Regions from separate parts of the Mus musculus genome. Here region 2 is linked to region 1. A link is a contact called in ENCODE POLR2A ChIA-PET data. All regions are on one chromosome and are shown on one strand. Each heading gives the region's core, a stretch centred on a gene start or an enhancer-like site at or near the end of the contact. The rest is flanking DNA. Distances are from core to core; before and after follow the strand shown.

Region 1 (4,893 bases), core at 178-2,677:
ATATTAATAACGAGTTAGTGTTAGTGATTCAACATTTAAACTGTTGGCTGAGGCTAGTTTTTCTAAGTAGAAAACTTAGGTGGGCTTGAGGTATGAAGACATTAGGAAAGGAAACAAACACAGAGTGAGCCACTACCCAGCAGCGGCTGCCCATGAAGCCCTAGCTCACCGACTCCCCTGTGGCCAAGTCTTGGAGCTACTGGTAACAGCAGTTAGCCTAGGAAACACAACAGAGGTGAAGACAGTAGGAAGACTCTTACTTAGACAGAACGCCCCAATGTTTCACTTCTACAAGGTTTTACCTATAAAAATACTCCAACTGCTTAAATTAAAATTCAAATGAAATGATCCCATTTATGCAAAGAGTGGACAGTGAAGATCCTTGTTTGCTCCGAGTATGAAATCAGCTAAAGAATAAAGATAAACATCCTGAGTGCCTAACAGCAAGCCAGTTGAAGTTACAAATCACATTGAGCGATGCTAAGTTCCCGGTTCCTTTCTCCAGCATTGGAGTGCCATGGTCTCAGACTCTTTATATGTGAGGTTCACTTTTCCATGCATCATGGCTTTCTATGGAAGAACAGTATATTCTATGCACACTGGTATTTATGTACATGCAGAAATATACACATATGCAAGTAGTGGGCCCCTCCCAAGATGCTCCCCAGATTTTTAGTTGAATATACTTAGAAACGCACCAATCACAGGGAAAGAAGAGTGAAGACTCAAAATTCACCTGTAACCCTTTCATCATCCTTTCATAACTCTCCCTCCCCCAAGAGTACCAAATGATGCATAAAATGCAGGCGGGGGAAAAATACCTTCTGTGTCATAGGAAGGTATTTTTAGATAATTGGAAATTTCTTAGAAATGTCCACACGAGGCATACTAAGTCAGAATCTTTGAAGGCATGACCTAATGTAGTTTCAGCTCGGTGACTCTTCTCGGGCTGTAATTTAAGAAGCACCGCTTTACTAAACAAAACAGATGCTGATTTTTCTGGTGAGTGAGCCGCACAGTTCAAACCAAACCTGAATGTTTTCTAGTTAAGGGTGGTACTTTTTCACAGACTGTAGTAAAAAGAAAGCAAAGACTGCTACCAGCAAACGGCGTGAAACGGTTATATAAAACCCATAAGATTTTTAAAAAGAGGAGAGAAATCTGCTAGGAAAGAGATCAACAAACTTGAAAGTGCAAACAGGGCTGATGGAACAGATGTGGTAATCGATGCATACTTAAGAAAGTGTGCAAAGCAGGAAAGTAAGTTTGAGGAAGCCCGATTTCCCGCACAGTACCCAAATAGGTTGGGTGGTTGAGATCAGGCAGTGTAAAGAAAGTTCCGAGAAGAGGCCACTCCCCAGGTGATGAATAGCCTTTCTTTCCAAGGCAATCAAAATCCCACTTCCTTTTGCCTTGCTGGTGGGCGGGGCGGGCAAGGTCCTGCCAGGCCTCTGGGCGCAGCTAGAGGATTCAGGAGTGCAGGCAGAGCTCGCGTCATTCAGAGTGAGTCCCCTCTGCGAGGGAAAGCCGGGCTACTGCAGCGCCACCAGCAAGGGATTGGGACTCACGGACTTCAGAACAGAAGGAGCCTCAGGTGAGTCCCGCTTTCTGCGCGTTCCGGGACAGAGCTCGCGGATCTGTGCGCACAAAGGAGCCGGGTACGGTGATGGGCGCGGGAGATGCGGATGGGTGGAGAGGGAGCAAGAGCAAGGGCTGGAGGCGGTTTGCTCAGGCGGCAGAGGTTATGGTCTGAAGACTGGGAGCAATGGCCGAAAGACTTGGGCTCGTGACCCCGGAAGTGGGGAGGGAACTCAGCCAGAAGCTCTGCTGTCCGGGCCGCTGCTCGGCAATCCACACTCGTGACCCTTCTTCGCTAGTTCCCACGGGATCGTCTCCAGTTTAGCACACTGCTTCACAGCCAAGAGCAGTCCTGATGCAGTGCAGAAGCTGGGCTCACTTGTAGCTCTGTGGTAGCGCTCTTTTCAAATGCGCCGAGCCCAAGTTGGATTCCCGTTGCAGGAAAGGGAAGGGGAAATAAAAGAAGAGAAACCGTTCAAAGAGCCTGTTGCTCTTTAACCCAGGTTTCTTTGGGATTGTGGCTAGTAAAACTATACATAGCCTTCTAGAATACAAAAGTAGGGGATGTAAGCGGGTAAAGGTCCGAATGGGTAAGACCACTACACTAGGTGTACATTCAGTCTTTTGTTACAGACCTTGGACTCTGACAGTTTTTTTTTTCTTGTATATTCATCTCTTCCCTGAAAATGTTAACAGTAAAAGACTTAAAGATTCAAGCCACTTATTAAAGGAAGAGGCAGGCATATTTATGAGTTCGAATCTAGCCTTGTCTATAGAGCAAGTTCTCAGACAGCCAGTGCTACAGAAACAAAACAGGAAAGCCAACCAAAACAACAAAAAGAGTTCTCACTTTTGAATCAGTTAATATAAGCTTGATAAAGTACCAAGTGGAAAGGTGGAAACTAGCTTTTATTATATCAAATACTTGACACAGCCCCCATCCCTACAACTCTCCCCATGGTTCCTGCGTGGCTTGATTTCCGTAATCTTATTCCTGGAAGTTAGGTAGGGCCATCTCTCTGTTCCAAGACAAACAATTATACTTTCTTCCCAAACAATTACACTCTCTTCTTCCGGCTTAGCGGCTTAGCAGTTGGAACTAAATACTGGGTACCAGGAACCAGGGAAGCTTAATAAAAAGCACCCCCGGGCACCTGGGGGCGTTTCCTTCTTGGCTTTTCCTAACAACAGAGCTTTCTACCTGGATACTTACTACAATTGTGCTGCTTTGAATAATAAACAAACAAACAAACAAACAAACAAAAACCCAGACTGTTGGTAAGCCAGCTAGAGTCCCTACTTGCAGACAGAGCAGCATGACCTCTCTCTCCTCAGCTGTGTAACTCCAGAGATTCTTCATTCCCCCTGAATAAGGTGAGATTCTAGCTTCAAGGACCTCAAGTTGAGCAACACCCTCTGTTTGTAGTGTCCACTGAACACACCAGCAGCCTTTGCTCCGTGGCGTGGCTTATGATAGATATTTTTCTTTGTGACTTTTACCTGTCTTAATGGCACCGCAGCCACCTCTATATAAACCTGTGCCCCTTTAAACCTTTCTAACATCATCATTTTTACTCACAGTACTTTCAGTATATATGCAATATGCTTAGTTTTCTTATTAGTCCTGGGTCTACAGGTTTACTGGTTGAAGTGTTTGTATAGAAGTTTGCATGGTCTATAGTATAAACTTATAGACTTTTTGCTGTCTATACGTACATTGTAAACAGCGTTTGTACTATGTACATAGTGTAGACCCTGTGGTATCCATGAATACCCCCTTGAAAACCCAGGGTGTTCATACAGTGAATATTTCTTCAGGAAATATTTATATAAGTATATTTGCTTGTGTGTACACAACACACTATTGTAGTACAGCATTACATAAATAGAACTCAGTGAAACCATCTAGTTAACGTGTGTTAACAAGTGTTCTTCGTATTTTTCAAATTAAAATTTTTTTGGGGGGGAACTTACCTAGCCACTAAATGATTGACCCCAAGAATAAACTGTAACTCTGGGCTTTGGTGTGTTACATAACGGGGTGCCCTTTAAAATTCTTGCCAACAAATTTCATTTGTTAGAAAGCTGGAAGCGTTTTTTTGTTTTCATTGAACCAGATATAATAATATGAAGCTATGCAAATGAGCTGTCTTAATTCATCAGTTAGTGAACTGAGAAGCCGTAAACAACAATCTTGGCTCAGTGGATTCAGGGGCTTCATTTCTAAGTAAGCAAAAAGGAAAAAAGAAAAGAAAAGAAAAATCTCATATTAATGTAAAATCAATGGGCTTCCCAGAAGGCTATTTTGAGATCATACAAGAACTCTAGTAAGAGTAACTGGGTTTTGAGATGTATTTTTTTGCTTCTTTAAATTTACTTCTTATTTTTGTAGAACACTTGACAGCTATGTTTTCAGTCGGTTCTAGCTGGTGTATAATCTATTTTTATCCAAAGCATTGCCCATGTTCCATTCAAAGTTTAAGCTTGTTTGCTTTTTGTGGTCATGAAATAGTGACGTGGATTTTGAGAAGGAAGCTTTCTATTTCAAAGGACATTGCATTTGTAAGCAACGCACTTCTGGTACAAATGCACAGTTGAGGGTTCTGTTTCCCCAAATGCTCACCAATGCCTTGAAGCATTGTGGGAATGCATTGAACCATTTGTGGAAATATATTTGCATACTCATCTGCCTCAGTTTGGCGATCACGGAACCCACAATTTGACAGATAGAATGTGTTTCCTTGTAAGTATTTTCTAAACCTTCCAAGTGTACAAAGCCTACCTAAAAATGTAACTTAAAAGTACCTAAAAATTATTTGATTTGTAGCTAAACCACAACCAAAAGTACCTGGAAATTATTTGCTATGTAACTTACTGTCACAATTTTGCCTTACCACTTTTCCCATCATATTCTTTTTCCCCTCTGCCCACCATGAAATCTCTCATTCAACTGTTCAGCTCTTTGAGATTCTAATAATGGTTTGAAAGTAGTAGAGCGTTGCTGAGTTGTATAGAGCCCCGTGTTGACATTTGGTCTGTGAAGAGAAAGGTGGTCTGGATTAACTTGTACATTGGGTGATTTACAAGAAGGCATTTGTTCTTATGTGTGCACTAACAGGAAAATTCTGGCTAAAGAGCCTCAACCTACTTATTTTGTAGGCACAGATGATGTTATAATATGCCAAAATGCTTTTTTTAAAAAAATATTTTAATTTTAATTTATTTTTTACACGCCATATTCCATCCACCCTCCGACTGCTCCACATCCCACACCTTCTCCCCACCTCACCCCATCTCCACTTCTCCATGTGGAAG
Region 2 (4,640 bases), core at 697-3,196, 290 kb after region 1:
TTGTTTCCGGTTCTGTGGAATCTTTGTGTTTAGGGATGAAAACAAAAATCATGAGTATGATGGGTCAAGCCATAATACAGAGTTCCACAGTTTGGGTACAGGAAGCAGCCACAGGAAAGTTGGCCAGTGATAAAAAGCTTGAACCAGGGCATCAAGAGGTATGTTACTTAAGCAGGAAAGAATGAATGGAAGAAGGCAGAGAAAATGTGAAGAAAAATATAACAGTCCTCTAGGTTGGTGCTAGTGAGAGCAGAGATTGACAAAAATCTGGAGCCATGTAAGTAAGAGGATCATTAATGAAGATAAAGAAACTAGGTGTAAGATCTGGATTTGATGAGCTAAAGAAGCTGAGTGTTTGCCATGGGAAGTAGATATTTGTGGAGTAGACAACTCCAGCCTACAGGAGGGCTGGAAACCCGAGAGGGCTGGAAGGATTTGGTTTCAGGTTGTTACTGAAGCGTCTGGCTATTTTGAAAGTCTCAGAGACTATTGCTTTATAGAGGCTCTTAAGTTCTGCCTTTGAGACTCAACAGACTGTCATGGTAACCAATAATTACTGGTAGGCTCTACAGCTAAGCATACATGGAAATTCCATCACTAGCCAGGCAAGTTGAAGACTCCAGAGGTTCGGGGAAGCAAGAAATCAAGTTCAAGGAACTTGGCAGGCCCAAGTCTGGATTTCTGGAAACATATTTAGCCAAATGACCAGCCCTTCTTCTGAGGGCTGATTCTACTTGCCCCTGCTTGGATTCATGACGCTGCACCTGCCACCCACACTGTAAAAGAATCCACTTCTTAGCTGACCCTCTTCAGAGAAAAAAAAGTTTCACTTCATTCTTCCTTACTCCATTCTTCTGCAATCACAGTTTCCATTTCTTTGACTATTTCTACTCATGTCTGAAGTTTCCCCAATTTTCCTTTATTAAAAAGAGGGAGGAGGACAGACACACCAAGACCTTCAAAACAGCAAGGACTGGCTCAGTCTCATGATTATTTTTTCCTTTAAATGTCACACTCCTAATATTTACACATTTTCCCACCTGCTTTCAATCTGCTAGCTAGTATTCCTCTTGAATTTATGCCAATTTTACAAAACCTGTGATCATAAACTTTGAGTAATTTTAACTTTAAAAAATCAGACTTAGAACGAGTATTTCCTTTCTCCTCCCATTGCAGGAAGATTTAACTACGAGCTTCTTGAACGCGGTCAATTTGATTCTTTCTTCATTTTTAAGCATACACGGAGTGTGTGAGACAAAGTTGTCAAAACTTTCACCCCTGCACAACTCAGTTTAAATCCTGGGACTAAAAGTGTAAAAACCAGAGGACAAATGACTTTGCATAGACATACTAATCAAAACCCAAAGCAGTGGAGGTAGCTCCCAGGAGACCAGGAATGGCTCCTCTACATCTTCGGAAGTAATTTTCCATGTGCCTGGCAGGGCGATCTTGTTAAAGCACAGCCTCAGGTTGCCCAAGCTGGGCTTGGACTCCGTCGGGTTTACAAGCTTCATTACTGGAAAGAGTCTATGGCTCTCCTGGCACCAGCAGCGGCAGAGATGTTCACCGGACAATGAAAAGTTTCTGTTTACAGACTAAAATCAAAGCATGGCCTTCCTTGACACGGTGATGGCGAAGTTCAGAAGGAACAGCTGGGAGTGTGACAAGCGCCTACTCAGCCAAGCAGACTGAAGCCCTCGCAGTCACCACTCACCTCCGGGAGCGCCGGGTTCAGTAGAGAAAGAAGGTCTAGCCAGGGCGTGCCGAGGAAGCTTCTGGAACCCCGGGAGAGCAGAGGGGCGCACGTTCCACAAGCAAGCTCCCTGGAGCCCCGGCGTGAGGCGGTGCACGTAGGCGTAGGCGACTCGGAGGGTGGGGGTGCAGCCGGGATAGCCCGGGACGCGGGGTCCCGGAGCAGCGCCCCGCCCCCGGCCCTGGCCCCGCCCTCCTTGGCTGCTCTTAAGCCCGCGCCGCGGGCGCCTCCGGTTCCGTCGTCCGCTCCTTGCGCTCGGACTCCGCCGAAGTCCGCTCAATCCTCTCCGTGCTCTTCGGTACCCACGCAGTCCTCCCAGTCCGCCCTCCGCTCCAGCCCCGGGCTCACGTCTGGTCCTGCGCTCTTCGGGGTCTCAGCGTCTCGCGAGAAGTCCTCGCCACAGGCCTTCGGCTCCCGGGTTCAGGGGCGGATGGGGGACCGCGGAGCGAGGCCGGGGCGGCTGATGCCCATGCTCGCCCTGCTCTCCTGGGCGGCCGGCCTGGGCGTGGCGGAGGAGACGCCCGGGCGCATCCCTGCAGGTGAGCTCTGCTTGCTGGTTTCCACCGGCGGTCTAGAGAGAACTGGGCATGTTTCCTCTTTGCTTGCTCCATCCCTGCGGGACCTAGCCGCGGGGCTCCCTGCTTTGAGATTGGCAGGGACCTCCTTTCCTGCGCCCCGGGAAGCAGCTTGCCATCCTGCCTCTGTCTACACGCAGCGCTCGGGACCCGGCTACGATCGGACCCAGTGTGCTCCCACCCACTCCTCCTTCCGTTACACTTTGGGGCGTCCCTGAGCCCTGGCCCTGGCCGGTGTTCGGAAGCTGAGCTAAAGCTAGTAGTTGGAGGCAAGTTCGTGTGAACAAAACTTTCTGGGTTCAGCCAGAGGAGAGCCCCGCCGCCTATTTGTCTCAACGGGACTTGCAGCGCTGCTGTATCGCGCAGGGGAGTTCTTTGGTCCTTTCTACTTCTGGGCCCTGGGCTCAGCTCCCTGGAACTGAGCCTTGCGTTTAAATGACCCGATGCACTCTGGTGATGAGTGGGTGGATGCGCTAATTTTGCATTCTATAGTAACTAATTAGATTCTTTTCCTCTGGAAACTAAGGCGAGGAGCAAACATTTCTACCTTGGAATTCCAATTCAGAGGGTAACACTTGGCACAAGTCCAGTTGGACCCTGTAACCATCGGTTTTTGTCTTTCTCATGGCGCAATAGGTGAAACTTAAGGACTCAGAAGCACCTGGTTCTGTGGAACAGTGCTCGCTTTGTTGGCTGCAGTCACAGGGAAATCTGAACCTGTATGAGTATTCTGATTTTGAAGTAACTTTTATCTCATATCAAAGGTATTTCTTTCAGCATAGTACTAGAAAAATCACACAGATAAATGAGAATAGAGACAGAATATAAGACTTTACTCTGAAAACGGTCTTTGTTAAAACACCAAAAGCTTTTATTGATAAGTAAAAATAACCGCCAGGATTTGCTAATTTTAGAGTTTGGCTTCAGCTTCTGTCTATTTTATGCCACCTCGATGCGACTTCTCACTTGTTTACAGAGTATATCCATGCCAGGCTGCTACCTTTAAATTTGAGGTTAAAAACAAACAAACAAACAAAACAAAACAAAACAAAAAACCCAAACAAACAAAAAAAACAACAAAAACTTCCCTGTGCAAGCTTTTACATTTCATGGAATTGGATGTTAAATTTTAAGGGATTGTAATATCTAAGGCAGGGGATTTGAGATACGAATGTTTTTCATATAAAGCCTATGGTTAATATCTGAGACATGGTTTCTGTGGTGGTAGGTGGGCCCAGAGTTCAGTTATGAGCTAAATGTTGGAAATGTTTCTGCATTAATGGAGCCAAGTGAGGAGTAGCCATTCTGGTTACACACACAGATAGATGGTTTCACATGTTCTGTGGTAAGCTAATAGATGCAAAAGATGCATTGTTTGGTTATTTGGTCAGATTTATTATCAGCTGTGGTAAGTTTTATCCCTGAAGTAGTATAACTGGAAATTACTACATGGATATTACTACATAAATAATCTTTCAGGTCTAAGTTGTCTAGATGAGTGGGCTTTCAAGAGTGCAGATCACCTGTGACAACCCCCCCCCCCCCCATTATTTGTCAATGTGTTCCAGCTGGTCAGTAAAAAGAATATTCAGAGCTGGGGAGATGGCTCAGTTAGTAAAGTACTTGTACCAAAAGTGTGAGGACCTGAGTTCTGGATCCCCAGGGTCTACTTAATAGCTAGGCCTGGTGGCCTGTGCTTATAACCCCATTGAGGATGAAATAGACTGTAGGCAGATCCCTGGAGCTGACTGGCTACCTAGTGTAGCCTGCTTGGCAAAGCTTGCTTGGCTAATGAGATCCTGTGTCAAAAAGAGGTGGTGGCTGGTACCCGAGGGATGACTCCTGAGACTGTCTTCATGCCTTCACATGCAACCCCCCCCCCACCAGTGTGTGCTCACTCTCCCACATAAAAGGAATGGGCCCTCTTGATAATTTGAGCCATACCCCCTTTGTAGGAATTGCAAGTCTAGCTTTTTCCTTGACCTCTACCTACTAGATGGCAGTGGCGCCCAGCTATGAAAGAGGGAACAAAAGAAGGCTTCAGCAAAAGGCCAGCCTCTTGAGAGGCAGATGATCCAGGCTTGAGAATCACTGCACAAGATAAATAGGTGTCCTAGAGGCAATGTGACATTACAATGCTATCAGCGGGATTATAGGTCCTACTCTGCCCTTCCATTTAGTTTTGAGAGTTTTCTGGAACTTCTGGGCTCACGTGAGCCTCCTACTTCAGCTTCCTGAGTAGTTGGGATGGCAGGTTTTAGTTGTTTAAAAGCCATTTTTCTTCTAGCAGTTTTCCATTGTGACGGTGAGTG

Evidence for each region. ChIA-PET counts read pairs that join two places held with the same protein, here RNA polymerase II (POLR2A).
Region 2: POLR2A ChIA-PET joins it to region 1 with 23 read pairs in Patski. The contact joins the promoter of Plod2 here to the promoter of Plscr1 in region 1. POLR2A ChIA-PET finds 5 or more read pairs at or near these places in 2 of 5 experiments (Patski and embryonic stem cell).

What each region holds. Positions count from the first base shown.
Region 1 is chr9:92,248,767-92,253,659 of GRCm38, forward strand. Plscr1 (phospholipid scramblase 1) reads left to right here and starts at 1,428. Exons shown (of 9, transcript NM_011636.2): 1 at 1,428-1,594.
Region 2 is chr9:92,540,277-92,544,916 of GRCm38, forward strand. It overlaps Plod2 (procollagen lysine, 2-oxoglutarate 5-dioxygenase 2), which reads left to right and starts at 1,947. Exons shown (of 19, transcript NM_011961.3): 1 at 1,947-2,292. The coding sequence starts at 2,184. It overlaps B430319G15Rik (RIKEN cDNA B430319G15 gene), which reads right to left and starts at 2,593. Exons shown (of 1, transcript NR_029474.1): 1 at 1-2,593.